Regions from separate parts of the Mus musculus genome. Here all the other regions are linked to region 2. A link is a loop called in an ENCODE intact Hi-C map of the cell type or tissue named here. Cell type or tissue: left cerebral cortex. All regions are shown on one strand. Links, peaks and the distances in the headings refer to the core of each region. The heading gives the core; the rest is flanking DNA.

The links. Peaks named below come from ENCODE experiments on the same cell type or tissue, not always from the same donor. Only the 100,000 strongest peaks of a DNase experiment are listed, where the experiment ranks them.
Region 1: a loop joins it to region 2, with 2.6 times the contacts of the local background. A loop is called at or near these places in 4 of 42 quality-filtered maps.
Region 3: it touches region 2 in a loop (3-fold over the local background); 2 of 42 quality-filtered maps call a loop at or near these places.

The regions. Positions count from the first base shown.
Region 1 is chr12:80,492,425-80,502,743 of GRCm38, forward strand. Exd2 (exonuclease 3'-5' domain containing 2) reads left to right here. Exons shown (of 9, transcript NM_133798.3): 8 at 118-474; 9 at 4,357-5,711. The coding sequence ends at 4,573. Among named protein-coding and RNA genes, the nearest start is that of 2310002D06Rik, 9.6 kb to the right of the region's middle. In left cerebral cortex, for the core only: CTCF peaks have their summits at 1,510 (motif pointing left), 3,983 (motif pointing left) and 6,118 (motif pointing right); DNase peaks (open chromatin) are centred at 3,472 and 6,101.
Region 2 is chr12:80,636,460-80,646,778 of GRCm38, forward strand. Erh (ERH mRNA splicing and mitosis factor) reads right to left here and starts at 7,652. Exons shown (of 4, transcript NM_007951.4): 1 at 7,305-7,652; 2 at 4,498-4,585; 3 at 1,031-1,151. The coding sequence starts at 7,307. Slc39a9 (solute carrier family 39 (zinc transporter), member 9) reads left to right here and starts at 7,756. Exons shown (of 7, transcript NM_026244.2): 1 at 7,756-8,517. The coding sequence starts at 8,422. In left cerebral cortex, for the core only: CTCF peaks have their summits at 6,381 (motif pointing left) and 7,763; DNase peaks (open chromatin) are centred at 6,409, 7,456 and 7,706; H3K4me3 peaks cover 3,267 bases; H3K27ac peaks cover 1,303 bases.
Region 3 is chr12:80,515,800-80,526,118 of GRCm38, forward strand. It overlaps Galnt16 (polypeptide N-acetylgalactosaminyltransferase 16), which reads left to right and starts at 3,191. Exons shown (of 15, transcript NM_001081421.2): 1 at 3,191-3,546. The coding sequence starts at 3,370. Gm26777 (a long non-coding RNA gene) reads right to left here and starts at 2,414. Exons shown (of 5, transcript XR_381753.4): 1 at 1,411-2,414; 2 at 674-762. 2310002D06Rik (RIKEN cDNA 2310002D06 gene) reads left to right here. Exons shown (of 3, transcript NR_045490.1): 2 at 500-577; 3 at 1,768-2,155. In left cerebral cortex, for the core only: CTCF peaks have their summits at 4,394 (motif pointing right) and 8,957 (motif pointing left); DNase peaks (open chromatin) are centred at 2,242, 2,640, 2,846, 3,169 and 4 more places; H3K4me3 peaks cover 2,502 bases; H3K27ac peaks cover 1,713 bases.

The DNA of each region.
Region 1 (10,319 bases), core at 1,154-9,153, 140 kb before region 2:
TCATGTAAACTCTGTTGAGTTGTGCTGCCCAAGCCTTCCAGTATCTCACTTGCTGGTTCCATATAGGCTCTGTATTATAAGGTAATGAGCATTGCTTTTGGGGTGGGCTCATTCCAGGAAAAATATAATTCCACATGAGTACCGCAAGCATTTCCCTATTGAGATGAAGGACCACAACTCCCATGATGTGCTGTTGCTCTGCACCTCCTGCCATGCCATCTCTAACTACTATGACAACCATCTGAAGCAACAGCTGGCCAAGGAGTTCCAGGCTCCCATTGGCTCAGAGGAGGGCCTACGCCTGCTGGAAGACTTAGAGCGGAGACAGGTGCGTTCTGGAGCCAGAGCCCTGCTCAACGCAGAGAGCCTACCTGCTCATCGGAAAGAAGAGCTGCTGCACGCACTCAGGGAGTTTTACAACACAGATATTATTACAGAGGAGATGCTTCACGAGGCCGCCAGCCTGGAGACCAGGTACAGCATACTGCTCAGAGAGGATGGGCTGTGACTCAGTAACATCAGCTTTCACGGCTTCATGAGAATGCTGCTCACAGTCACAGTGCTTAGCCACGTGCTTACTAATCCACTGTCTGTCAGAATCAAACAATCTGAGAATTTCCTTTTCATAAGAGATGGCGAAGCCGGGCGTGGTGGCGCACGCCTTTAATCCCAGCACTTGGGAGGCAGAGGCAGGCGGATCTCTGAGTTCGAGGCCAGCCTGGTCTACAGAGTGAGTTCCAGGACAGCCAAGGCTACACAGAGAAACCCTGTCTTGAAAAACCAAAAAAAAAAAAAAAAAAAAAAAAGATGGCGAGATGGCGAGATGGCTCAGGTTAAGGCACTTGCTGCCAAGTCTGACAACTTTACTTGAATTCCTAGGACCTGCATGATAGATCAAGAGAATTAATTTCTAAAAGCTGTCCTCAAACCTCCACTCATGCCATGGCGTGCTTGTGAATGCTTGCATGCACTTGTACACACACACCAATTCCTAAAGAAAGTGTGATTTTTTTTTAAAGGTTTATTTATTTAGTATGTATACAGAGTTCTGCCTGCATGTATGCCTGTAGACCAGAAGAGGGCACCAGATTTCGTTATAGATGGTTGTAAGCCACCAAGTGGGTGCTAGGGATAGAACTTAGGACCTCTGGAGGAACAGATAGTGCTCTTAACCTCTGAGCCATCTCTCCAGCCCCGTGATGATTTTTTTTTAAAAAAGAGATTTGCTGCCAGGCGTGGTGGTGCACGCCTTTAATCCCAGCACTTGGAAGGCAGGGGCAGGCAGGTTTCTGAGTTCGAGGCCAGCCTGATTTCCAGAGTGAGTTCCAGGACATCCAGGGCTATACAGGGCAATCCTGACTTAAAAAAACAAATAAGGGCTGGAGAGATAGCTCAGAGGTTAAGAGCACTGACTGCTCTTCCAAAGGTACTGAGTTCAAATCTCAGCAACCACATAGTGGCTCATCCATAATGAGATCTGATGCCCTCTTCTGGTGTGTCTCAGACAGCTGCAATGTACTTATATAATTAATTAATTAATTTTAAAAAACCAAAAGAAAGAAAAACCAAATAAGTAATTAAATAAAATAATAGAACTTTCAAAAGAAAGGCCTGTGGCTGCAGGGCAGAGGGCAGCTGTTGTAAGAAGCTCCTCTGGGGGTCACTGAGCTGGCTTACAGACGTGAGCACCAGCTGCATAAGCCTGACATCCTGAGCTGGCTCCCTGGTGGGCCTGTGCTGAAAGGAAAGAACCAATTTCTAAGAGTTGTTCTTTGACCTCCACACATGCTACTGTAACCCTGTGTACCCAAACACAAGCATTTGTGGCTATATACATACTAATAAATGAAAACAATTTAAGAAGTTCATTTGGAAATTGGTCAAAAGCAATCTCCTTAATGTAATGTGATCTTGACAAGTTACTTAACTTTAACCTCACAGTATTTAATTAAAACTTAGAAAGTAACTTTTACGCTATGACTACATAAAGTAGAATAAAATTTAAAAATACATTCTTAAAAACTTTGGACAATTAGAAATATAAGATATAGATGAAAAGTCATTAAGTTGCTATTAGAAATAAAAAGTCAATTAATAGAGCCTTTTAGTGTGGTGCTAGTATCTGCTTAAGAGATATTTGCTGTCTGAGCTGCTCAGTAGTGTGAGTGAGACAGGCACTTCTTGAATAAAGAAATAATTATTTGCTGCTATAAATAAAGTTTTACATTTTTTATTATTGATAACAAAACACTGTAAGCATTTAGCCTCATTACCAGAGTTTAATGGACATCTAATCCTATCAATTCGATCATTGTCTAAACTGATAGCTGCATAGTCACTCACAATTCTTATTGTTGAACTATGTACCTGTTCATTCATGCTCCAGGATTGTAAACTTCTTGTTTAGGAACACTGAGATATATCTATGAATTCAACTATGAACTCTCAGGGAAGGAGGGGAAAAGAGAAAAGAAAGAAGAAAAAAATTAAATAGGAAAGCCGATGCTCAAATTTCTATTCAGTGGATCTGGACAGTTAGCGCAGTGAGACAGGAAATGCGAATGAATGCACTGGTCACAAGTCTCACAAACCTAGGTGTGAGGTGTGAGACACAGAACCACATGTGCTCCACTTCGTGGCAATTAAGGTATTCCAAGGTATTAATTGGCTGTTATTTTCATCTTATGTGCTGATTTTAGGATTTACCTCTATAAAAAAATCATTAGTCCCAAGTCCACTTAATTTGACACGTGATCTTATAGAGTCAACAGATACCTCACGATCAGCAAATCTCTCTCTCTCTCTCTCTCTTTTTTTTTTTTTTTTTTTTTGGTTTTTTGAGACAGGGTTTCTCTGTGTAGCTCTGGCTGTCCTGGAACTCACTTTGTAGACCAGGCTGGCCTCGAACTCAGAAATCCGTCTGCCTCTGCCTCCTGAGTGCTGGGATTACAGGAGTACACCACCACGTCCAGCTAACCATAGACCTTTCTAATAAGTCGGCTGCTGAGTTAGAGGATAGATTGAGGCTGAGAACGGGCTGTTTGGGGGCAGATTGAAACTAGTGGGGTTGGTGGTATTTGGAAGGCAGAGGCAGGTGTATCTGGGTGAGTTGAAGGCCAGCCTGGCTTACAAAATGAGCTCCTGGTCAGGCAGAGCTACCTAGAGAGAGCTTGTCTCAAAAACAAAAAGTAAGCCCAAACAAAAAAACAACCCCAAAACAACAGTGGGAAATATGAAACACCTGCAGATGTTTGGAGAGCCCAAAGTTGCTGAGCTGGTGGGGGAGTTTAGGATGAAGGATTGGAAATATAGATGTTGGGAGAGGAAAGAAGCTTGGAGCAAGGGACTTTTTTGAGAAATGTGGTTTCACTTCTTGAAGGAGGTAGAGTGAAGTTGTGGGAGGCTCTGTTCACATAGTACCAGAAGTTTTCATGGTTTCCTGTCTAGCTGGGGACTAGGCCCCGGGGGTGGGGGGTGTTATCTTCTGCTGTACACTGTTTGCATAGCTGACAGCCATAGGAACTCTCATGGTGACCAACACACTCCTTACCAGTGTGGTCTGACATGCTTTCTGTGAGGAAGAAGGCACTAAAGAAGTGGATCACCTTGAAATTTACACCCAGGTCTGCCAGTATTCTGAGAAATCAGCCATTAATAATTAATGGCTTACAGAGAAGTAAGTTGTTCCCTGAGTAGCCTCGAACCAACAAATACAAGATCAATATTTCTAACCTATCATCAGCCAGGCAAGATTTCCCTATAGAGATAAGTATATATGACCTTCCCATAAATATAACTTAAAACCCCCAAATCTCTCCAGTTTGAGCCTGTATCCTACACATTAAGAAAAAAATAGAGGGGCTGGTAAGATGGCTCAGTGGGTAAGAGCACCCGACTGCTCTTCTGAAGGTCCGAAGTTCAAATCCCAGCAACCACATGGTGGCTCACAACCATCCGTAATGAGATCTGATGCCCTCTTCTGGAGTGTCTGAAGACAGCTACAGTGTACTTACAAATAATAAATAAATAAATCTTTTTTAAAAAAAAAAGAAAAAGAAAAAAATAGAGGTTAAAAAAAGATATTTTGCCGGGCGTGGTGGCACAGGCCTTTAATCCCAGCACTTGGGAGGCAGAGGCAGGTTGGATTTCTGAGTTCAAGGCCAGCCTGGTCTACAGAGTGAGTTCCAGGACAGCCAGGGCTACACAGAGAAACCCTGTCTCAACAAACAAACAAACAAAAAGATATTTTAAAAACATTTAAAACACAGTGTCCTTTGGGGTCTATCTCTTTATCTGCCTAGGAGATTGCCCAGTGATTGTTTAGCTTATACCCTTTACGACTTCATGTTTTGGCAGGATATACAATGAAAGTTATATTCCTCATGGGCTAAAGGTGGTACAGCGTCACACCGAGGGTGGGCTGCGCTCCCTCATGCAGCTGGAGAGCCGCTGGCGTCAGCACTTCCTGGACTCCATGCAGCCTAAGCACCTGCCCCAGCAGTGGTCAGTGGACCACAACCATCAGAAGCTGCTCCGAAAGTACGGGGATGACCTTCCCATCAAGCTGTCATGACTGCTGCTGCCTGCAGGTCAGGACAGGCAGGAAGCAGGAGCCAAGGTCAAAATCACCTCCTACTGTTTAATGTTCTTAATGGGGGAAGCCCTGGTAACTCAGCTCAGAGTGCTAACCTACACTGATCCCCTGGTACTTCTGATGGAGCAAGGCTGTTGTTTGAAGGGGAGCTTATGGTTTTGAGTTTAGTTGGGGAGTCTATTCTTTTCTCCTCCTTTCTCTCCTATTTTTGTGTGCAAAAGAAGCTTGGCCTTCATTTTCACTCTCCCTCTCTGCTTTTCCTAAGAGGGAGAAGTCTTCTCTGAAGTAACTTGTCAGGCCCTGGGAAGACGTTTGTAATTCTCTCTGCTGCATTGGTTTTTCCAGGCCAGGGAGAACTTTTTCCAGAGTTGAAGAAGTGACCCAAGAGTCACTTTCCTATTCCCAGTTCAGCCTCACTATTTTAATCTTTCTTGCTCTCCCATATGTATTTGTTTGGGGCCCATTCCAACTGTATTACTTGGATTTATTTTACATGCTTGAAAATGTTCTCATTCAATGCATACAGGACCAAAGGCCAGCTTGCTATGGGCTTCTTCCCTGTCCCAGGGGAAGTCCTTTTCTGGAAATGGGTGTTCAGCTGGCTGGGCTGACAAGCGCTGACCCTTTCCCAGGAGAGCTTTGACACATGGCTCAGCCTCTCCTCTGGTTGCATGTCTCTTGTCCTGCTTCTGAGGACCATGATTTCTCAGAGTCTGCGCCCACTTCCTTTGGTGTTCATGTTCATGCAATACTAACCTCTCCTTAGTCCTTAATTCACTCCCAGAGCCATTTGGCCAGGTTTCAGTATGAGGACTTCGCCTCCCCTAGAGCCTGAGACACTAAAATTATCTGATACAATAGAAGTTTAAAAGGGTAATGTTTCACCTTTCAAAATGTTAGACTACTACTTTGAGTATGAAATCAATTTATTAGCAATTAGAATTTTTTCTAAACTATTAGGAAAACTTTCTTATTTTATAAGATCTTAACAAGATTGAAAAGAATTTTATGCCCAGAATCCAACAAGAGTTCTATTTTGGAATTGTACCCAAGTTGCTTATAACTGATCTGACATTGATAAATAAAACAACTTCAAAGCACAAAGCTCAGTGATTGTAAATGTGAAGCTTTTCTTACTAACGTTATGAAATCAGTAAGTATTTTGGGGAGAGTTACTACTTCTTCTGCAGAGTCCCTGCCTCGTGGCAGTACTGTGATACTTATATAGCATGGATACACCATACACACTGCACCACAGCCTTTGGGATGGGTTTGCAGTCCACAAACACTTGTGCGTTTTACACTCTGCCCCTCTGCCCTGCCTTCCCACCTGTCCTCTCAGGCGTTTCTGGATCAAGTCTAGACATCCATATAAACAAATAGTACCAGCTTCTTTTGGGAAATTTATGTTTAATATAGTAGATTATCACAAAGCCTGCGGCACCTGGCTGTGGGAGCTCAGTGAAAAAGCCCAAAGAGGAATGGGAGGCCAGCTCGGTTCTTGGCCATGGTAGTTGTCAGGCTTCCACAAGATGGCACTCATAGATTGGTTTTTATATCCATCCTCAAGAAATGAGCAACTTTGTATACGTAGTCATTTAATATGACTTGTGACCTGTGTTTCAAAATATTTGTAGCTAATTTTGAGTCACTTCTATAGCTTTATAAGAAAACTTTTTTTCTGGAACAAGAGAGATGGGTTCTCCTAGTCCTCCTGATTTGCATAGGAAGAAGTGAGAAATACTGTGAGGGACAATTAAGGTATACTGGTTGCTATGCACTCCAGTGGAGACCCCACAAGGTCCAGTGTAAGAGAGCCATCAGCAAAGGGAAAGCTAGTCTGTGCAACTTATGTCCTTTTAGCTTTTCAGAAGAGCATTGCTGTGTAGATTGGAATCTATAGTCTGAGTCTATCTTGAAATTTTGAGCCTTTCCCTACGAGTGAAAGTTGCCATCTTCAATGAGAAATTTTAGAGTAAACCTATTTTTCTGATATAAAATACGCAAAGCCAGGTGTGGATAGCACTTTTCTGTAGTCTCTATGCATGAGGAAAAAGCAGGAGGATGTCGGATTTGATGCTAGCCTGGATTACACAATGAGTACATGCTCATTAGAGAAGAGCCTAAAGGAAAAGTAACAGTGGTCCATCTCCCTTCCGTTTGGAACAGAGCTAGGCTTTGGTGATGTGCTTAAGAATCTTCATTCCGCCAGGTTGGTGGCGCACACACACCTTTGATTCCACCATCCCAGTATCTCAGCATCCCAGTACTGGAAAGCAGAGGCAGGTAGATCTCTGAGTTCAAGGACAGCCTGGCTTACATAGTGAGTTCCAGGACAGCCAGAAGTATATAAAGAGACCCTGTCTCAAAAGAAAAAATATCAGTATTTTAAAATATGTATATGTATAATATTTAAATTTAAATATAAAGTTAAAATTATCATATGTGTGTGCATGCCTGTGTGTGTGTCTGATGTTTGTATGCATCCTGGCTTTTTTCCCATTTGCTAATATGGCATCACCAAGTAATTTACTTTATCTTTAAGTCTTTGAAAATAAAGTTCTAAAGTGTGCTGGCTCATGGCTATAATCCTAGCCCTTGGCAAGTAGAGGCAGGAAGATTAGAAGTTTAGGCTTATCTTCAGCTACATAGTAAGTTTAAGACTATTTGAGCTACGTGAACCCTTGTCTCAGGACAAAACAAAACAACAGAAGACCAATGAATATTAATGTTAACATGTTTCCAGTAGCTCTTATTTGGTTATGTAGCTCCACACTCTGTTCAAAAGCATGGTTGTTTTGAATCTTTCATTGCCAGTTATGGAGATAAACTTTCTTGTATATTTCTGACTCTGTACTTGGTAATTTCTTTAAGATAGAACTCTGGAAACTGGAGTTGAGGGGAGGTGTCACTGTTGCAGTGGGCACTAATTGATGTTAGCTTGGGAGTAGCATACACCTTAGAGAGTTCATCTTTAGCTCCAAGCGTCCTGTATATGGATTGAGCTATTCTGTGAATTGGGATGGACCCTGTATGCCCTGGCTCTCGTGTTAGTGGCTTTGGGCCCCTTCTTGCTTCCTCCTGTCTACCATTCTTCATTACTATGTTCCCTTCCCTGCTTCTGCAGTCAGTGATTTTTTTTTTTTTTTGGACATAGTTTATTAAAAAAATTTTAATGTAAATTTTTCAATTAAAAACTTTTTTATTTTAAAATAAGGTTATAGATGGATTCTTTTATGAAAATAGATCTGTGTTTAATAACTTGCCATTGTAAAGTGAATGAAGCACACATCCAGGGATTTTCTACCATTTAAGAATACAGCCATAAGTTACTTATTCTTACCCATGTCACGGACGGATCAGATGACAAAATGTGTTTTGTTGAAATAAAGCCCGCTTAATACCCCCATTCTCAGCTCTTAGGAACCCAGCAGGCAGAGACTACTTCAGTTTAGCTTCTTATTTGACCTCTTTAAACATTGAATTCTGATTTACCTTGCTTCCAGGATTTTTTTTCCATTTGTTTATCTTTTAATTTTCTTCACTAGGTCTCATTTAAAATGTACTTTACATTTTTGTATATGGGCTGTTTGTATGTGCATGGGTTCATGTATGACAGACAAGCTCAGGATAGTCCTCTCCTTCTGCTGTGAGAGTCCCTGGGATCCAGCTGGCATGGTGCTAAGTTTCCTCTTCCCACTGAGCCACTGAGCCTTCTCATGGTTTATTAAGGGACACTCCCCAAGAATGGGAGTGAGCAAGTGGAGCCAGGGGAGCAATTTCCCCCAAAGATTTGATAGCTTACTAATTATTATGTATTTGAAACGAATGGGGAGGGGCAGGGGCCCTTCTAGTCACTTGCCTTGAGGGACTAATTGAAGGTCAACCCAAACGTGCTGGAAAATAAGCCTCTTGCTTTTGCATCGAAAAGAAAATAAATGATTCCCCCCTCCCCCACATTGTTGTTGTTTTCAAAAATTGTACAATGGTAATTTTTAGATCTTAAAAAAAATCCATTTTTCTTGAGAGAAATGTGCAAAAAGAGGCTAGAAAGAGGGTGAATCTTGCTAAGACAACACAACATGAGTAATATAAAACTACTTCAGCTTTTATTTTGGATCTAGCTTATTCTTCTGACTCTTGCCAAGTTCCCTATGTTGGACTCTTCCCATCCCAGTCCTGGAGCACAGTGATGGTGATGCCAGCAGACAACCCATGACCCACAGCAGCAGCACCCTTTCCTGCCTCCTGCATGGAGATGCAGTGGTGACCCGCTGAGGCCGCATGCCATTTGACATGCTGGAAAGGCACTGATCACATTTCCTTGTTACTTTATGGCCGTCTCTGATTGGTGGTCCCAATGCTCTGGGTAACTGGACCAAATGGATCATTGTTTTAGAGATAATCAAGATCTGACTTTCTCTATATGGGACTAAGGAATGCTTCTATAACCTAGTTTCTGCGACGTAGGTTGTGGCTTTGCTAATGTATATGTTGCCTTCAAGGCCACTTTTTTTTTTTTAAAGATTTATTTACTTTATTTATGTGAGTACACTGTAGCTTTCTTCAAAGACACCAGAAGAGAGCATCAGATCTTATCACAGATGGTTGTGAGCCACCATGTGGTTGCTGGGAATTGAACTCAGGACCTCTGGAAGAGCAGTCGGTTCTCTTAACCTCTGAGCCATCTCTCCAAGCCCTCAAGGCCACTTTTTATTGTGAAAGGTAGTACATCCTCCAAACTGAACCTAAAACACTTAATTTCCATTTCCTGGGATTTCTCTCCCTTGATGAAAAGGTAACTAGCTGCCTTTCTCTCAATATCACCCATTGCTTTGGGCCTACAGTGAGGCAGATGATCATAGCAGAGAGGGTATGTAAAATCTGTTTTCCTCATGGTGGCTGAGAAAAGATGGGAAGGGGCCAGGGGCAGGTGTAACATCAGGTTGACACCAATTAGTCAGAATTCAAAAAAAAATGACATAGTGAGTGTGACAGTTATCACTGTCAATTAGACACAGCCTAGCCAGGCGTGGTGGCGCACACCTTTAATCCCAGCACTCGGGAGGCAGAGGCAGGCAGATTTCTGAGTTCGAGGCCAACCTGGTCTACAAAGTGAGTGCCAGGACAGCCAGGGCTACAAAGAGAAACCCTGTCTCGAAAACAAAAACAAAACAAAACAAAAAATTAGACACAGCCTGGGAAGCATCCCAATGAGAGTTTGTCCAGATCAGGTTGGCCTGTGGTCAGGGTTGTGGGGGATAATTTTGATTATGACAATCAATGTAGGAAGAACAGTGCCCACTAAGGGCAGCTCCGCTCCCTGGTTTTGCAATCCCGGACTACTTAAAAACGAAGAAAAGTAAGACAAGCACAAAGTAGCATCTTGCACGTGCTCTTGCTGCTTGGACTTTAGATACAAGTAGTTGCTTTCAGTTCCTGATTTAACATTCCTATAATAATGGACCATGTCCTGGAATTATAAGCTAAATAAACTCTATCTCCCCCTTTTAAAAAAATCTGCTGAGTTTATAGTCAGCATTATTTCAAGCACAGTGTGTGGTTCAGGATAATTTTGAGTTGGATTGATTTCCTATATTTTGCTTCTCCAAGGTCTCCCTTGTCAGGCTGCAACATGTTGGGGCACAGTTGGGATCTGACTCCTCAGGTCACCAGGGTATTAAGTCCTGGATAAGAATCAGAAACCAGAGCTAAAGATACGGCT
Region 2 (10,319 bases), core at 1,395-9,394:
TAAAAAGGAAGTAAGAAAATCAAGGGTGAACGTGAAGCAACCTAATAGCCAAGTGGTGCTGGGCAAGATTCATTTCCCTCAGATTATAAATCTTGTCACCCACTATACACAGTACAGCTCAACATCCAGGCATCAGAGCCCTCACCAGGATCTACTAAGCTAAAAAGCTACACTATTATGATTCACAGCACTGAAGACTGAAATGGGGCTTCGTGCCTGGTAAGCAGGCAGTTTACCCTGAGCTATACACACTCAAGTCTACACTAAGTTGTCTAGCCTTAAACTAAACTTTCCATCCTCCTGCCTCACCCTCTCAATTAGCTGAAATTATAAGCCTGTACCCCCCGCCCCCATGGGGCCAATTTCCAATAAGGAAAATAAACTCCAAATAAGGAATGCTAAATAAACTCCAAATAAGGAATGCTCTATATTACCAACACCAATTTTTTCTGCAGTCAGGCCAGAGGTCGTTTACTACAGCGCATAGACTTCCCATTGTCTAACACGCCTAATCAAATATAAACAATCAGTTCTTTACTAATGCTGTTTTATGGAAATTTCCAACAAGTGAATAATTTCCTAGGATCACGCTCTGTTCATATGTTCTAATTAAATAAGTGCCAATCTAGTCTATAGTCTGGTTCAAGGTGTACCACTTTACCTCAGTACTACTGACAATAAAATGTAACAAGCACGTCAGAATCTGAAACCTCACACCAACGAAACAAAACAAGCCCTGTTTACACAGGTAGGACTAAATTAGACTTTAAGAACAGACCCTTGGTTTTAATCTGAAAACAATTACTTTAGGAAAAAGTAAAAGGGCTAAGAACCCAAGACAAGGACTATCCCACACAACGTGGAGCCCGTCTATCCTCACCTCACGCTAGCAACTGCCAAGCCCCTCATGCCTTCAGCTCTATAGTATCATTTTAACTTTTTATTTACATGTAAGTGAAACACTGGCAACTATATAAATGGACAAAAACCAGAAAAATACAAATTAAAAGATATAGTGGCTAATACTTACACCAGACAGCTGAGGTCTGCCAGATCGTCAATAAAATCAAACAACTGGCTGATATCGTATGTGATGGAAGGGCTGTTGGGATTCATCCTCTTCAGATGTTCTTCATACATTTTACAAACACCTGTGGGGGAGCACGAGAACGTAAGCAGCGCTGTATCTGCCGGAGGAAGATTGACCTGGAAAAGGACTGCTGGCTGGCCACTTTAATTTCTGTGATTAGCAATTTAAATTTATGACAGTATTGATAACTATTTTGTGCTTTATAATTAGATGGTTACTTCAAACCCCTGCAGTTGAACAAAACACTAAGGTCTGGGCTAGGCATCTGGATTGACTGCTGGCTCAGGGCCTATTATTTGGTCATTAGCAATGACCCTTTCCAGGTAGTATTATGATTCTTTTGTTGTTTTTTTTCCATTCCCTAAGACAGGGTCTGTCTATATAACCCTGGCTGTCCTGGGACTCAGATTCTCCTGCCTCTGCCTCCCAACTTAATTCCTCTGCTGGAATTAAAGGTGCGTGCCACCATGACCAGGCTGTAGTGTGATTCTTTTTATTTTTTAAATCAGAATTTAAAAAAAAATTATTTGTTTGTTTACTTAACATGCGAGTACACTGTCACTCTCTTCAGACACCCCAGAAGAGGGCATCAGATCCCATTTCAGATGGTTGTGAGCCACCACGTGGTTGCTAGGAATTGAACTCAGGACCTCGGGAAAAGCAGCCAGTGCTCTTAACTGCTGAGCCATCTCTCCAGCCCATAATGTGATTCTTTTATCAAGGTTCCCAGTAAATCTTTCTAAAGCTGGAGAGCAGAACACGGAAATTTCCTATTTTACCTTTAAATTTTGATGCAATGGAAAAAGTCACAGTAATTGGTGACAAAGTTAAAACTTACCCTAATTCGGCACTGAAGAGCCTTGATGCTGGACTCAAGAGGAATCCAGAAAGCTAGTTTATTTATCACACAACCAAGACAAACAACTCTACCCAGAAAACCTTACCTGACAAACAATAAACCCCTTTCCATAGGGTTTTACAGAGTATATCTGAAGTAACATATGAAGCATTAGCACAGCAAAGCTTGTAAATACTCCAAAATAAGAAGAAAACCAGGTGTGGTGGTCACATATGTAATCCCAGTATTTGAGAAGCTAAGGCAGAAGTTCTCGCTCATCCTCAGCTATAGTGAGTTTCAGTTTAGCTTACTATAAACTGTCTCAAAAAACCCAAACCAAACTTCCACAATCAACAATGGTAGCACTAACAATTATCAACAGAGCACACTACCTGTTAACTTCCAACCAGGAAAGTGTTCTACAAACGGGGGAACTTACCTGTTCAGTCATTGCTACCACCAACCGCTCAAGGAACAAGTTCGTTACTTGTGGGCAACATGCCCCATATTGTAGTATATATATAAGCTCTTAAGGAACCTCTAAAGTAACTTTTAAAAGCTGGGGTTAAGTTGCTGCACACCTTTAATCCCAGCTTTCAGGAGGTAGAAGCAGGTAGATTTCTGTGAGTTGGAGGCCATTCTGGTCTACAGAGCAAGTTCTAGGACAGCTAGGGCTACACAGAGGAAACGGAAGTAAAATGCCATCCATCTTCTCCCACCTTTGCGACAGACAGAGTGTTTTCACTGGCCTGCATCTTACTCAGACGAGGCTGGCCGACGAGCTGCTAGGATCCACCTGCCTCTACACTTCAGCATCAGATTACAAGCACAGGTTTGGCTTGTTTACAGGGGTTCTGGGCTCTCACACTCATTGGTGCTTATGTCTTTACTGAGCTATCCCCCCCCCTAACGGCTACTAGCACACTACACTGAAATTCTGTAACTGTAAGAATTAAAAAGGAAGTCAAGCCCAGGAAGGTAACTTCACGTGCATCTTTAAAGGCATGGACACAGACTGTCTGCCACCATCAGGACGAAGAATGAACACTGACTCAGCACTTCACTGCAGGCTGGAGCCAGAACAAAGAGGCAAGAAGTAAAAAGGCATCTAGCTAGACCAGAGAAGTAAACTGCCTCTATTTGCGTATAAGGTGGTCTTGTAGATGAAGCCACCAAGACATGATTAGAATTAACAAATGAAGTAACAAGGCTGTAACATACATGATCAATACATGAAAATCAGCTCTATTTCTATATACCTCCCACCAAAAAAGAAACTTAAACTCCATATAAAGCTCTTACCAATAATTTGGTAAATAAATTTACCAGCATCAGATTGAGTCGAAGGAGAAAGGGAAGGGAAGAACATAGAGGCAGATTTTCAAGGTAGAGAAAGTGTCTGCTTTTGGCATTGGTAGGCATGAACCTAGGACTTCATGAATGTTAAGCAAACTCTCTACTACGGAGCTATGCCCCAGCTTCTAAGGTACCCTCTACACCCTACCCACTCGGGTTTTATCAGAAAGCACCCAGTATCCAGCTCACGCTGTCCTGCAACTTACTATGTAGCTCAGGCTGGCTTCCACATGCTCCTTTGACCTTAGCCTCAGCAGTGCTGGAATTACACACAAGGGTAATGGCCACTGCTTGTCGTTTAATTTTTTTTTCCTTTTCAATAGGATGTGCCACATCACCCGCCTTCCCTTTCCATCTTTAGGAGCCGAATGTGATGGCAGTGCCAAGTGTATTGCACAGGCTCCGGGAAGTCATCCTTATTATAAGCAGCTTTTGTTTGCACAGGTATAATCAGCTCCATTTGGAGGCTAATAACCCAGTTAATTTTGAATAATCAACGGTTTTAGGGATCCATTGTGCAGCCAAACCAACTATATAACTTTTTGATAGAAAGAAGCAAAGAACAATTTCCTAGCAGTGTTAGGCAGTACACCAGTTAATATGTAATGCTTAAGCACAAAACCAAATCCACTTAGCAGCAAACAGCCTGCGCTCTAAAGGCTCCCTGGGTATGAGTCTGCTGTGAGTTTAGCATATGCACAATAAATCATATTGACCTGTTTCTGTGAATCTTGACTTTCCCTGAACTAACTTATTTTACGTTTCAGAAGGCTTTCTCAGAGCCAACGGTAACAGTGTTATAGTTTAGCAGAATATGTCAAAGAGATGTATATAAAACACCCACATATCGTAACAAAATGTAGTAACAAGTAATAATAGTCCACACTAAAAACCTATTTTTCCTGCTTAAATGAGTACTTCAAGAAATGCAGGGGGGAACTGGGGCATGGTAGCGCACGCCTTTGATCCCAGCACTTGGGAGGCAGAGGCAGGCAGATTTCTGAGTTCAAGGCCAGCCTGGTCTACAAAGTGAGTTCCAGGACAGCCAGGGCTACACAGAGAAACCCTGTCTCGGACAAACAAACAAACAAAAAGAAATGAAGAAATGTAGGGGGAAAAAGATTCCAGTTCCCACATGCTATTCATCCCCCAGAGAGCAGCGTGTGTGAGGGACTGTAAAAACCTCCCCCTCATTACCTTTGTGCTCACTCACCTTCCATGCACTCATTCACAGACTCATAGTCAGCATAAGTCCTGCCCTCTGGCCTCTTGGTAGGCTGTACCAGCAAAATGGTGTGAGACTGAAGGGGAAAAACAACGTCAATGAATATCCCAACATGCGACTCGGAAATTCTCATCACCACATAAGCCCCCGACGTGACGTGACACAGATGTTAGTTACTAAAACATAACTGACTAGGTTGCTCATCCGCAGTTCATGTTTCCCTATCAGTGCTGGGCTCACAACTCCCTTAACTAAGTCAGCCCCTTACCCTCTGGATCATTTCTCAAACTCCAAATATACCCGCTCCTGCATTTTTTCTTATTAACCTTTAGAACCCGTTTTCTGACTCCACTAGCCTCTAGCTCTCTTAACTCAATAAAAACTAAGACATGGAGTAGTTAAAGGAGAACAGGAAATACTATAATCACTGTATCAACCTAAGGTCTTTCCTGACTTGAGCACAACAGCGGAACCACATTTTATACAGGAGTTACCTCCCACATCAAGGTGTAAGATAAAGTAACAATATAAAATGTATATAGTGAACACCACACTAAAGTTATTTATGGAACTATTCGTCTAGATAACTTGCCTTAAGGGGCCAGCTCATACCCAAATAATTTATCTTTGAATGTACAAAATCTTTGATTGTACCAGAGGAGCAGGACTTCACTGAAAGCCTTCCTCTCTTGCTCACTGGGGAGCCGAGTCAGCTTCAGAGTTCTCACTATATTTGGGGACAGAAATGAATTCTTTGGGTTTGTCCTGAGCCTATAGGATGTTTTGTGGCACCTTTGGTCTCCACTCACTAGATCTCACTAACACCAACTCTCTTCAAAGAAGCAAAACCCAAAAATATCTTTAAATAAGTGAAGCAGACATCCTGACCAGCATAGTCTTATATAGTGTCTCTCGTGCATTTAAGAATGATTAATTAGCCGGGTAGTAGTGGTGCATGCCTTTAATCCCAGCACTTGGGAGGCAGAGGCAGGCGGATTTCTGAGTTTGAGGTTGGCCTGATCTACAGAGTGAGTTCCAGGACAGCCAGGACTATACAGAGAAACCCTGTCTCGAAAAACAAAACAAGATTAATTAATTAAACAAATGCTAGCATGATGCAACTCCACTGCAAGCCCAATTCTCAGCCAAATTATTCCCCTTATTTTCTTCACTTGCAACACTAGTTTCTGATTAAAAAACAAATTCTCATGTCAGGATGCCCAAACTATTTTGAGATAATCCAAAAATTTAATTATCAACAAACTGAACTGAGTTTCTAAGATTTAGGCTTTCTGGATAAAAACAGAAATAAAAGCACTTTAAATTTCTTACAGCAAGAGCATTATTATTTCTCCATCCCCAGCAAGATCTGTGTCTTTAATTAAGTTTGAGAAGACTTGAGAGAAAACTCTAAGTTGGTAACAAAAGAAACCTGTAGTCATGTGAACAGTGTTTTGTTTGTTATTAATAGCCAGAGAAAGCAGGATGTGTTGTGTAGGGGCTCATAAAAGGCCAGCTACTCAAATGGTACTTTTGTTGTTGAGAAAATTAGTCTCATGAAAGCCTATTTGCATTTTTGTAATGGCTCATCCTAGACAAGCTATTCATTCTTTGCCACATTTTTAAAAATTTTAGGCAAATTAAGGAATAACTTGAAATAATATTTGAAAACTATAAACACACCTGCTCCAAATATTTCCCTTTTGTTTACTTAAAAATAAGAGGGCATAAGTACTGGAGACATGGCTCAGTGGTTAAGCCCACGAGCTGCTCTTCCAAGGGACTGGTTTTCAATTCCCTGCACTCGCACGGTCGCTTACCATCACAGGTAATTCCAATCCTGGGGATCGGACGCCCTCTTCTGTCTGTCGCAGGCACTGCATGCAAGTGGCACACAAGACATGCAGGCAAATCACCACACACCGAAAAGGAAGATCCCCAAAAGCAAAACAACAACCAGAGTGTTGATGGCTCAGTGGTTAAGAGCACGTGCTACTCTTACAGAAGGCATGAGTTTGGTTCCTAGCACCCACATCCTCCGCTCACAACCGCCTGTTCTAACTCCAGACCCAGGGGATCTCATTCCCTCTTCTGGCCTCTGAGGGCTCCTGTACTCACGTGCAAGCACAGACACACAACTTAACAAATAAAACAAAAACCTTCCCTGCCGGATTTTGGGACCAGGACCCTGGAGTCTCTTTTCAGGCTCCACTCCCAGGAGAATATAAGAAAGAACAAGATCGAAGGCTGACAAAATTGGCAAAACAGGGCAACTAAGGATACTGAAAAAGGAAAAATACTTTCTTTTTTGAAGTTCGGGGGTTAGGGGGCAGGCTGAGGCAGCACACTGTAAAGCCAATCCGACCCCCTAAGGCCGACCTACGGAGAACCGTAAGGTGACGGGTGTGTCAGTTTCAGGAAACGTCTAACACGTTCCCCGGCCATTGTTCCTACAGTCGGCTAGTGCATCTGATGAGAAATGAACGGCACCCCACACCTCCCTCTTCCAGGCAGCGATCGGCAGGGAGGGCATCGTCTGCCCACCGCATACCTCGCCCCCCACCATCAGGCGGGAGGCGCGCAGCCGCAGGGAGGAGGATCAGGTCCGGGGCCTACGGGCAGGCCCCGCGGCTCAGCGCCGGGAAGGGGAAGGGTCCACCCGCGAGCCGGGGGGAAGGGGGCGGGGAGCAGCTCCCTCGCTCGCGCTAGAAGGGCAGGGGCGGGAAGGATGGGAAGATGTACCGAGCAGGGGTGGCCCTCTAAGTTGGGGACCCCGGCAACCGCTAAGGACTCACCATCGCGCCAAACGCTCTTGCTGCAGCCGCCGCTAACACCTCTGCTGCCGCACACGAGCTCAGCCGCAACGCCGCCAACAGCCAATCCCGCGAGAGCCGCCGCCGGAAGTCGTCGAAAGCGCGACGCAAAAGGAATCTTTCAGACCATAGAGAGACACACGTTTCTGGTTTCTAGAGTGGATACTGACGCTGTTTCAGCCATCTTGGTTAAGGGCGCCGGGATGGGTAAGAGACTCTTTCTCCGCTTTAGGAAGAAGAGTTCGTTTCGGGATTCTGCCTTCTGTACTCTAATTAACTGACAGGCGGCTAAAGTGATGGGGAATACAACAGCGACACCAGTCGTCTTTTTTTTAAGCCTTTCTAAAAAAATGGCGGCAATATAAGGACCTGGCCGATAGGTCGGTTGTAACCCGGAAGTGCCCTGCTAAAGAGGAGGCTGTGAGACAATCCGGAAGTGGGAGTAATGAAGAGGTGCCACTTGGCGGCCATGGCAGCTGTAGTATTGGCGACTCAGGGTCAGGGCCTGGCTGAGGGAAGTACCATGGGTAGCACCGGGTGTAGGGCAGAGACAGCATCGTGTCGACTTTGCTGTTGAATCCTCCGACCCAAGTGAGAGACTTGCAGGACATCTTGCCCGACTCTAGACTCGGAAGGTAGTTTGCTGGGACTGGTGGGCTGGTCCCTTCCCTGGGGGCGTATCACCTGCGGTGCCACCCCTAGGAACAGGTACAGCGTGCGAAGAAGACACTTGGCTTTACCCCTCTTTCCTACTGCTACCAGGGGCCTTGTCTAGGAGCGGGTCGTCGTGACACTCTCATTCCGACGATTGAGGTCTCTTTCAGCACAATTTCTCCATCTGTGACCGACCGGAATCTCAGTGGCTGGCAACCGAGTACCTAAGATTGCGCGAAGTTTTCTCTGGTGCTAGAGTCAGCAGAAGGAGCTTGCTTCTTAAGAGAGTGGCGTGCTTCGAGAACACCCCGGCTGGTGGCAAGGCTGAAAGAAGTGGGCAAATTCCCGTTTGCTTGGAAGACCACGCGTTTAAACAGCCTAAGCGCCTTTCGAAACTGCTGGAATCTTAAAGCCTGGTGGTAGAGGGTGACTACGGGAGGGCAGAATGGATGACTTTCTCTCCATTAGTCTGCTGTCTGTGGCAATGTTGGTGGGATGTTACGTGGCCGGAATCATTCCTTTGGCTGTTAATTTCTCAGAGGTAAGACGTTCTCCATTGTCTGCCAAGCGTTAGGATGATGCTAGACCTAGCTATATTTGCAAAGAAGCTGTTTCTCAGCTCTAAGGTCTCATTAAGGAAAAGATGTAACATTTCACAGTAGAAACAAAGCTTGTGTTCAACCGTATACATCTTAACCAAGAATGGTAGATAGATGATACACTGGAGAACCTGGAGTGTTCAGAATCCTCTGAAAATTATATACCCCCACGACCACCAAAAGTTGGGGCTCTGCATTTTTCAAGAGACAGGAACCACAGTTACATTTCTGATGATTCCTGGAGGTTTCAAGAAATCAAGATATCAGATAAAACCAAATGGAGACTTACTATTTCACTGAGGTGAAATCAGTATAACAATTTCTGAGAAAAATCATGAATGTTTTTGGAGAAAAGCTTAGGATGTCAGCACTACAATCAGTGTGAGAGAAAAAAGCTACAGTAGGTTGTTATTATCATTTCCTTTCAAAGAAGCCAAGGGCTGGAATGGATATTCTGAGATTATTTTCAAATCTCTTTGTTTAGAGATAAACTTTTTGCACGCCTTTAATCCCAGCTCTGGGGAGGCAGAGGCGATAGATCTCTTGAGTTTGAGGCCAAACCTAGTCTGCAATGCAGGATGCACTTTGGGTTATTTGTTAGGTTGTCATCCACTAAGCAGAGGTTATGGGGGGGGGAGAGAAAAGATATTCTCGTCTGTTCTTTAGATCATCAGAGTGTCCTAGGTACACAGTGCTCAAAGGTTTAAGGAGAAAAAAACTACTGCATGCAAGAGAATTCCATAGTTTCATCCCCAAGATCAGTAGTAGAGTAAACCCTTGCCTCAGTTGTTCTATTCCTGAAAGGACTAACTTCCCCAGAGGAAAGATGAGGCATGAGGTAGGCCTCAAAGAGACTCTGAAGGGAAGGCATTGATGAAGGTGGAGAAAGCCTATGGTGGAAAGGGTGGTGAGTCTGGGCGGGGAGGGGAAATAGGGCCTTTAGCCAGAGAGAAGGAAGGCGTCACCTTGGCTTGCGTGTGGTCCTTTTCTATTTCCTTTTTCACCTGTGCCCTTTGGAATCTAATGATACAGTAAGTTATTTAATTTTATTTTTATTTATGGATGTTTTGCTTACATGTATGTCTGTGTACCACATGCAATCCTGGTGTCATTGGAGGCCAAAAGAAGTTGTGGGGTCCCCTGGAACTGGAGTTACAAAGTGTCATGAGCCACCATGTCGCTGGGAATTGAACCTGGGTCCTCTGAAAGAGCAGTCAGTGCTTTTAACGGCTGAGCCATCATAACCATAACACTGTTTAAAAAATTATATATATTATGTAATATGACTCACTGAAAGGCTTGGGGTATAGCCAAATGGTAGTGTTTGCCTAGAATATGCAAAGCCTAAATTTGATTCCTAGCACTGACAAACAAAATCCTAGCAACACACTCACTCAGCCATATTACAGACAAGGAAATAGGCTCTGTAACTTGAAAAGTTCAAGTATCTTGGAATTAGATAGTCTGAGTCAGAGCCGTTTTCAGCCACTGTCCACCGTGGCAAGGGTACATAGTACATGTACTACGTAGCTCATGGACAAGTCCAGCTCACAGCTCACAAACTTACTCTGGTAGCTATTTAAATTGTTACTGTTGTTTCCTGTTTTCTGTCAAGGTAGCAGTTGGATAGAGCTGGGCAGCAGGTCACCTGTCAGTCCTTGACCAATGAAACCTCTCTTTTGGGTTACTTTCCTGCCTAGGCTTTCTAGGCCACTTATTAACCATCTAACATAATGGTTTTTGT
Region 3 (10,319 bases), core at 977-8,976, 120 kb before region 2:
TCTTAAAGGTAGTGAACCTAGAGTGGCCAGCTTAGCAGAAGCTCTGAAAGAGGCAGCCATTCAGCCGTGGGGCAAGGCACTCTGCCCTTAGTAATGTTTGATGTGGCTGGAGAAGCCATTCTGGGCTCTGTTCTTGGCAGTAGTGGTAAGCCCCTTTTGCATGTGCTTCGGCAAGCTTTAGGAAGTCCCCTTTCAGCCCTACTCCTCTGAGGTGGGAAGAGCATGTGCCTGTGGGAAGAGATTTGCAGGGCCCTGGGTGAGCCTCTCTGTCTCCTGGTATTTTTTTTTTAAAGATTTATTTATTTACTATATGTAAGTACACTGTAGCTGTCCTCAGATACTCCAGAAAAGGGCATCAGATTTCATTAGGGATGGTTGTGTGCCACCATGTGGTTGCTGGGATTTGAACTCGGGACCTTTGGAAGAGCAGTTGGCGCTCTTAACCACTGAGCCATCTCACCAGCCCCTGTCTCCTGGTATTTTATCCCATCTTTCCCAGCAATGCTGCAGGCAGCCGGCACCCTCACTGTGCAGCTGAGAAAACTGAGGCTGAGAATTGACCGGAGCCACCTCATAGGTAAGAGTTAACATGGAATTTACCTGTCCCTGCCCCAGTGGCAAGGGCGTATGCTGATCTGGACCCCCTCTGTTGCCCACCCATCCCAGTCCTCACCCAGATGCATAGTCAGAGAGGGCTCCAAGATCCTTGTGAACCCTTGGTGGTGACATTCTGTTCAGCTCACTCAGTACTGTCTTTGACATCTGTAGAAGAAAGAGGTGAACTGTGTCTGAGAGGAGTGCCAAACGGCGCAAGATGTCTAAGGTACTAGAAGCTGGAAATGACTCTTAGACCCATCCCTTCATACCCCCCCCCCCTTTACCCAGGAGAAAACAGATTTGAGGGTGGAAATGAGGACCCTGCACAAACAGCCCTGTACTGGTCGCTGGATGCTGGCACCTGCCGGCCTCCTGAGGGCTGAGTGTCCTCATCTGCCAGTGTGAGGATTCGCATAGCTCATCTCAGGGTGGGAGCTCTGCAGGGCATATATGGAGGGCTGGCACAGGGCGCCACCCGGAAGCCTCAAATAACCTGTGGCTGGCATGGTTACTCTTGGTGTTTTCAGAGTTCAGGGACCATTAGGAACATGCAAGTCTCTTAGGGTGGCTTTAAGTCTATGCTGCTTGGATCTCCTCCCAACACCAGCAAGGAAACCCCAGGGAAGGCTGGGTTCACTTCTGAGCCATTCTGGACTTGATCCTGGAAGGAAGATTAGAAGCTGAAGCTGAGGTGGCAGGCAGCTCGAGCCCCCTCCCTGTCTAGAGTGCTCATGGTGAGGGGGACACAGTCAACCTTTATGTCAACTCCCTGTCACATAAAATCACTACCTCCAAGTCCAGGGAAGTGCCCACCTGAGGGAGGACTGGTCATCCTAGAAAGGCTTCTGTGGTGGTACTGGTGCAGGGGCAGCCTTCTCTGTCCCTTCGTCCTGTGAGTCCAGAGGAGTAAGTGGTAATGCTAGTGGAAACTCCGATACATTCCAGCGTCTCCTCCTCCTCTTCTTTCTCCTCTAAACAAAACACTGGTCATTTTCTTTTTCACTTCAGTAGAAATATATCAAGCTTGTCTTAGGTTTCTGGAACTACTGACAAACACCCTCTCATTTCACTTGTGTGTCTCTGGGTGATGCTGATGCTGATACGGAAGCTGATGCTGATATGGGAGGCAGGACATGCTGCTATGATCTCAATATTTACCTTATTCCCCAGATGGCTTCATTCGCAAGCCTGACCTGTCTTGGATTTTCCGAAGAGTCAACCTACCTGACATCATCCAAAAAGCACCACCCTGTCCACTCTGCTCCTGGCATTTAAGATCCTCCAGTATCTAGACTTGCCCAGTCTGGCCAGTCTCAACTCACACCAGGTCTTTGCCAGTATCCAGCATGCTCTCATGAGATATTATCCTGAGGGCCTTGGCTGTCCCTGCCCTTTCCTTATTCTTCTCTTCCTTTTTGGGATTACCCTCCTATTCTCCAGATTTATCCACTTTCTCTGGGAAGCCTTCCTAAAGACCACTTTGCAAGACTATACTTTCAGGAATCATTTCTGTAGTTCGTTACTGAAGACCAGTTTGCAATAAATTATTTCTTCCTCCGCAGCATCTACTTTGGTATCTCAGAGCTCCGAGTGTGTGTCTTCCTTTGCCTGACAGGCCCTAGCCCGCCTTGTCTTCTGCCTGGAGCCTGAATTATTCACACCTGCTTCTCACCTCTCATCGACTTCAGGGCCTCCGCAGAATCAGAATCTCAATGATGTCTATCCTGTCTCTCACCACCTTATTTTGCACTTTGTCAGAAAAGTGTCAGAGGGCTCTTAGACAGGGTTCTGTCCACTAATCGAACCCTGTGGCCTGGCCTCTATGGCCTCCCTTCACTCTCACGGAACGGTGATGACGCCTCAGGACAGTTCAGGGAGCCGCGATGCCGGTGTGGATAGGAACTAAGAGAAAGCTAGGAGCCCCAGGGTAATGAAAGATGTCCAGCGATCGCATCCCTGTGCTTGCATTGGTTGTACCGCAGCGCAGCTTCACCTCGCTCTCCAGAGTGTCAAGTGCATCAGCTTCCAACTCCCCACCCCCTCGGGCCACCGAGGCGGATGGAATCCTGGGTCTCCGAGAAGGATTCCGGTGCAAAGTCAAGACTGCCTACTCGCTAGCCTTGCCCCCTCCGAAGGACTCTCTGAACACAGGTTGAACCCTGCGCCAGAGCTCAGTTCTCAGCGCTGCCGGGAACTGCAGCTAGGCGACTCGGGCCAAGGCCAGGGGTCGCGCGTCTTCGCTGGTGACTCAGGTCCGCTCGGCGGTGGGTTAGGTGTGGGTGGAGAGACAGACCAGGGCCACGCGGGGGCAGGGGACGGGCGAGAGATAGCCGAGCGTTGAGAGAGCAGAGACCAGCTCTGGTTCATCGCCATTCCACCCCGCGTCTGTCTCGCTGAGACCCGGGATGCGGGAGGAAGGCCCGCGCCACTTCCCAGCGGGCGCGCTCTTTAGCGGGTGCGCAGCGGCCCCGGCTGCCCGCGGCGTCTGGAGCACAGAGCCAGCTAGGCGCGCGAATGAATGAGCGCCCGGGGCCGCGCGCGCTCGGGGCTGAAGGGCATTAGGACCGTGAGGATCGCTCTGCGCTCCTGTCTCTTCCTATCACACCCCCCCCCCCTCCCCAACCACCACCACCACCTCTCTCTTTTTTCTGCTCTGCAGGACTGAGCAGCCCGGCGCAAGCGACAACAAACGGCTGGGGCAGCAAGCTCCCCTGCTCGGGCTCCGAGAGCACGCCGGCCTCGGGCCCCACGCGGAGCGCCCGTCCGCCCACCATGAGGAAGATCCGCGCCAATGCCATCGCCATCCTGACCGTAGCCTGGATCCTGGGCACTTTCTACTACTTATGGCAGGACAACCGAGCCCATGCAGCATCCTCCAGCGGCCGCGGCGCGCAGAGGGCCGGCGGGAGACCAGAGCAGCTCCGCGAGGACCGCACCATTCCGCTCATTGTGAGTACGCTCTGCGCACCGGGTGAGCGGCGGGCCGGGGATCCTCGGCGCGCGTCCTGCCCCCCGCTGTTAGCCGAGGTTCGCGGGGCCCGACCGGGGGCTGCGTGCCCCGAGCACCGTTCGGGCTTTGTATATATTGGAGAATTCCTGCTCGTTGTTATGGCAACCTGTGCGGGGCCCGGAGGGGCCAGGGTGCTTGGATGCAGGGAGGGTGACAGCATGTGGGGGCAGGGAGAAAGTGCTGCAAGTTTGGTGGGCCCGGCGTGCGCGCGCGACTGAGAACGTGGCGGCTTTCGCGGCCCCGCGCAACCGGGGCTGGGGACTAGGGGGCTGCGGGCGTCTCGCCATCCCCAGAAGGCGGCTGGCCCTGGAGTGCAGCGAGCGGGTGGTGGGAGCAGAGCTCAGCAAGAGCGCGTAGGTGGTGGTGCGCACCGGGTCTCCAGCCTCTGGGGTAAAAGACGCCGGGCGGCGGCGTGGGTAAGGGAAGGGTCGCTGAGCGCTGCCCTTGGCTTAGCGCCTTCACATCCAAGATCAACTTGGACCAATTTTTTCAGCTTCCACCCCTACCTTCCCCGGAGGTGTTTTCTGGCTCCCCAGGGGCGGGGAGAAGGCTTGACTCATAAGCGCTCTTTGCCTCCAACCCTAGGGTCTGCAGTTGAAGGGGACTGTGTGTTCGTTGGGCTGGGCAGTTCCCTCTCATGAGATCACCCTCCAGACATCTGAGCGAGTAGGAGAAACAAAAGCGGTGTTAGTACTCCGAGAGCTCCCGCGGAGCTGGGGCGAGGGGTTGGGGGGCGGATTAAGCTGCACAGTAGAACCTGGTGGGGGCAAGCTGAGCCTGTAGGGGGCGTCCTGTCTACACTTTCGTCTGGTCAGCTGGTGATGGCTTCGTGTGGCCAGGCCCAGCACCTGTTGAGGAAGGAGACTAGGGGACCCTTTGAGAGAACGCTAAGATGGGAACGTTCTTCCGACGGGGGCAGGTAACCTCTTGGGACACACTACTGTTGGTCAGAGACAGCTTGAGAAGTCCACCAGGACCAGAAAGAAGAGCAAAGAACCAGGGAGGTGTGTGTGTGTGTGTGTGTGTGTGTGTGTGTGTGTGTGTGTAGTAGGGGAGGGTGTGATTCTTGCCCGGAAAGATCTGAACCCGCGGGAAAAGGGGACTGGAGCTCCTCCAGTAGGTGAGGTGCAAGGTCAGGAGTGCGGATACCTGTATCCTGTAGAATGCAGGGAATTTGTAGTGAAATCCAAGAATATGAGGATGGTTCTCTAGGTACCCTCACTTAGCCCCATCCTTCCCGTATTCCCTCACATCACCTGTTTGTAAAGAAGTAAAAACTCTACAATGGTATCAGTTTCTGGGCCTGATGAGAGGAGACCTTAGGCCCTAAGGTTTGTGTTTTAACCTAGATTCCAAGTTGTGGTGCATCGCTGCAAACATGCTTAGGAGGGCCACTGTGCTGTACCTAGGACATGGCTTTCAAAAACTTGTCAGTGTCTGAACATACGGAGCTAAAATAAAAAAAAAAAACCTGTACACTCTAGGGTGCTGAGATCTATGTGGACGGACAGGTCAGAGGAAGAAAAACACAAACATTGGTGGTTCTAGACTCCAGTGAGTTCCCACGATGTGTGCCCCAGCTACCCTATTCTTAGTCCTGGATCAGTCCAGTCCCGGTCTCAGGGACCAGAGCCTAAGGCCAGCATGATGGAACTGAGGTCAGATGATCGGGCTCCCCATCTCTCTCTCTCTGATGACCTGCTGGGAGGTGGCCTTCATCTAGAAGAGGAAGATGCTAGGAGTTGGTAGGTGGGAAAAGAGGGCAGAGACCACAGACAGGCTTCTGTAGTCTGGTCCAGAAACCTGAACCCTGACTTTGGTTAGGACACCTATCTTCTGTGCCTCTCAGATGAGAGTCTCAGAATGGTGTGTGTACGTATACTGGGGACTCTTGGTGGGATACGGGATGAGATTTAGAAGTTGGGGGGGGTGTGGCACTAGTGAACACTTCCCTGCCCTCCCCCCCCCCCCCCATTCCTGCAGATGCTGACTTTATTGCTGGTAAGCTGCTGAGACTGGAAGCTGGGAGCCAGAAAGAAAGGCAAGGATGGAAGTCTCAGGGAGTTGAGTGGCAGAGTCTTGCCTTACCACTTGTAGCCTGGGATGGCTCTGCTGCTGGCCTGACTGCAGGCTGCCCTCGATGTTGCTTTGCATTGTGTTCCTATCTTGAGAAATTCACTTCCATGTTGCTCTCAGCTGCAGATAAGCTGTGCATGCAGGGACCGTGCTGGATGCTTTCCGCATTCCCACATTGGTACACACGGCAAGACTTAAGAAGTACCTCCTTGATAAAGGAGTGCAAAGGGATTCTGCTCACTGGGAGCAGTGAACAGGTCCAGCTTCAGATGCCCTTACCCACAGCTCTAGCCTGGCCTCGGTAGAAAGGTGAGGTGACACGTGCTTTGGCACCTTCAGGAGGTGGACCCTTTGTTCAACATAAAAAGGGGGCAGGTGCCGGTGTTGACTTCTCTCTAAAACTTTTGATAACTCCTCACTGTCAGCCATTTTCAAACATGACTGTTGAGTTGGGCCATAACTTCAGATTCTTAGAGAATGAGGTGGCCAGCCCTGTTGTCAGAGGCTGAGCAAATTCAGACAGTCATTACTACCCCAGGGAACCAGAGAGCTAAACCAGAAAGGGAGGGTCCCTGTGAGCATCTGGTCTTGGAGGCAGCTCTGCCCTCACTGTGTTGTCTGGCCTGTTCAAAGCCAGCCAAGTTGCTTCTGGACCATGGGGAGCTTGTTTGGCATTGTGGGATGTCGGCATGGCAACCCTATGGCCAAGTTTCCCAGAGAGGCCCTACTCTCAGCCTGTGTGTCACAGACTCTGATGTGAAGTTTTTTGGTCATGGAATCTGGATTCAAGGGAGAAGCTGACTCCATTCCTCTGGCAGCTTTACCAAGCATCGTCGAGGGTTGACTCTTTGCCTTGCTGGGCAAGGCAGTGAGCATATTTGGAAATATCCCCTTGGATCCACACTGATCCTGTGCTAACAGAGGATTCCAGTTGATGCAGGATGCAGAGTAACCAGGGCTGGAGTGTGTGGTTGATTGGTTCTGGTTTCTATATGCTAATTCTCTTAACAGGCTTGAGTAAGAGGCCAGAGTCTTACATGGAATTTCACTTTACATTATTTGAAAACAAAACAAAACTATTTTGGGAGTTTTCAGTAGGGACACACACAATTAAGACAGCCATTTCCTGTCTAAACACATGAAAGGGTTTGGTATCAGCTTTCTCAACTGGAATTGCTCACTCTCTCCCTCCCTCCCTCCCTTCTCCTTCCCTCCTTCTTCTCCTTCCCTCCTTTTTCCCTCCCTCCCTCCTCCCTCCTTCCCTCCCTCTTCTCCCTCCCTCCCTTATCCCCTCCCTCCCTTCTCCTTTTGTGTGTGCGTGTGTGTGATGTTGTTGTTGTTGTTGTTCTTAGAGACAGAAAAGCCCAGGTTGGCCTTAAACTCAAAATCTTCCTGCCTCAGCCCCCTGAGTATTAGGATTGCAGATAAACATCTCCACACCTGGCCTCAACTGGAGTTTTTTTATCCTGAAATCGAGACAGAGCTGAATACCCATGGACAAGATACCTACCACCTGTGGACCTTCCTTAGTCTTTGTTCAGTTTGGGTTAAATAATTGGCCAGGCTTGTTAGTGCCTTGACAAACAGATGGTAGATTTCTAGAAGGGAGAAAATAGCTTTGGAAGTTCTTTCTGGTGCTGTGAGGACACAATAGAGACATACCTGACCTACAGAGCTATAGACTACATGACCTGTCAGGTCTTGTAGTAGCTCTTTAGATCTTTTGGGGAACTTCACTGTAGAAGGGGACACCGACTTTGGCTTTTCTAGGACTGTTCTCTGAGAATTGAGGTTCAATCACAGCAGAATGGATTTGTATTTTATTTATAATGTGTGCATTTTGGAGCTGCGGGAATAAGATTTGCCTAAATGATAGAAAACGATTTTGTATTTAATTTGTTGAGGTGATGCTTGCGAGAAAGAGGTTAGGGAGAGAAAACTACAAATACCCACGATTTCCTTTCCCAACATGTTCAGATGTAAAGTACTCATGGGGGGGGGGGTCTCTCCTGGGCTCTGAGGCACCCAAGCTGGAGGGAGCTCTCACAAGGATGACAGGGAGGCCCAGGGGCACAGGATGCATCTTTGGGTGTTGCTCATTTCCCCAGAAACCCCTTTATTTCTGTGCTGTAACAGCAGCCCCCCACCAGCCAGGAATCCCCTGCTCCATGTTGGGTGGCCTGAGGGACTTGGCTTCCTTCTGTGGTGGTGGTTCTCAGTTTAGCAAGCAGAGGAAGAAGCTCTGAGGTGGGAAAAAGAAAAAAGAAAAAAGAAACCCGTTTAAGGTGGACATGGAGGAGGCACGGGCCAAGGCTGGCTAAGCTGCCCTGGGGATTGTCATGCTGTAATGAAAGAAACCACCTTGAGGTCAGAGAGGAGCCTCTAACTGAGGAGTTCATTATAGTTAGAAGATTGGAGATTTGCGCCTGGGCTGGCCTGGCCTGCTTCTTCAGGGAACCCAGAACACCTCCCCATAAACAGCAGAGCAAAGTCACGGGTAGAAGAGACAGATCCAAGCCTTCCAGAAGTGAACAGGGGTGACAAGCTTTCAGGTGGGGTCAATTAATGACCTCTGGGGCACTAAATTTGATTCACTCAGACATCGGGCTTGCTCTGGACAGTCTCATACCTGTGCTCTGCCTCGTCTGAGAACTGTTTCAGGCCACTTAGTCTAGCCTCTGAGTAGCTGCCTGTTTTGTGTTACATTGATGGTGGTCACAGTCATTTGATATTTTTTGACACTGGACAAGTATTTCCCAGGCTTTAGATCAGCCTTCCCTCCCTCAAACTGCCCTGGGAGCTGGTGGCATCGACATTATTTGCAAGTTATTCTCTGACCGGTGAGTGCATTCAAAAGGAGGCGGTTAAGACTCTAGATCCGCTGAGCTGCTTTTTTTTTTTCCCTATCCTGATTGGCTTCCCTGCCTCCCTTCTCCTCAGGTTCCACACTCGCGCATTCTCTAGCCCAAGTCAAAAGGCTGGGGGATGGGCAGGATTGCGTCTGTACTGAGCATGTGCAGGCTTACCAGGGCACCTCCACCTCGTTAGTTTGTAAAGGATACTCTAGAAGGACCACTCACATTTACATTGTAGTAGTCACTGTGTAAGAATCCAGACATGGAACTGGGGGGTGGGGGAGAGGTGGCTTGGTGGCTAGGATCATGCACTGCTCTTCCAGAAGAACCAAGTTTGATTTCTAGCACCTGTTTTGGTCATCGCATAACTGCTTGTGACTCCAGATCCAGCGACCTCTTCTGGCCTCTGTAGGCACTACACCCAAATTGCACAAACCGACATTCAGAGACACACGCACAGATGCATATAATCAAAAATAAAATATGAGAAAGGAACTAGAAATGATATAAAGTGTTCAGAAGGTTATGCACTTGGCCATTTTGTTTTATTTTATGAGACAGTTTTTTTGTTTTGTTTTGTTTTGTTTTGTAGCCTAGGCTGACCTGAAACTCACAAAATCCTCCGGATTCAGCCTCCCTGAGGACGGAAATTGCAGACACAGTATAGTTTCCTACTTTATATAAGAAATCTGAGCCGGGCGTGGTGGCGCACGCCTTTAATCCCAGCACTCGGGAGGCAGAGGCAGGCGGATTTCTGAGTTCGAAGCCAGCCTGGTCTACAAAGTGAGTTCCAGGACAGCCTGGGCTATACAGAGAAAAAAAAAAAAAAACAAACAAACAAAAAAAAAAAAAAAGAAAAAAAAAAAAACAAAAGAAATCTGAGCATCACTGATTTTGGGCCCTTTGATAGGCTGGAGAGAAGACAAACCCGGGATGGAAATAGATGCTAGCTATTGAAAACGTGGGTGTGTGAGTGTGTGTGTGTGTGTGTGTGTGTATGTCTGTGTGCAAATGGATGTTCAGTGGTCACTTTGAGGCCAGGTTCTGCTTTTGTCTCCTTGCCACCTAGAGGTGGTTCTATAAGGTTGTTCCCTTTGGAGACTGGGGTCCAGAGACTAGAACGAACCAATGGGTGCAGTTGCAGGGAGAGAGATTTCTTTGCAGCAGCAGGAAAGGTTTCATTGCAGAACCAGCCTGCGCTGGGATAGTTCAAGGCTCACTGGGGTGTCTCTCCACAGGCTCAAGTCAGCAGATAAATGCTTCCAATAGCAGCAGGTAGGGGAGAAAAAAAAGACTCACTGTCAAGAAATAGGGTCCAATTATTGCACAGCGGGAGACCTGGCTCCCTGAGAGGCAGGGCTGGCCCAGCATGCGAGGCTGGGAGGAGGAGGGTGGATAAAGGAACTTCCAGCTGCTGTGTGCTCCTCCCCTCTGTTCCTTCGGAGCAGCCTGGCAGGGAGAGAGCGGGGAGGTCTGCTAGACCCCAAGGAGCTGAATAGCCAGGGGGCAAGGCTTCAGCAAATGGCCCGCCCCCAGACGTTAGTGCCTCCTTTGGTGTTTTTTGCCTGGCTGACTTTCATGCATCCCACTTCTGTTTCCTGATCCAACCAGGGTACCACTGGCAAATTGTTCTTTTTCCCAAGGTCTTGACCTTTACTTTGCAGGGCAATGTGGGCTAGCAACACCTTCTGAACCCTAGCTTATGGAAGAGGCTGCAGCTCAGGCCTGCCTGTGTCCTTACCTTACACGGGTTCAGCCACACCCATAAGTAGTCTGGCCAG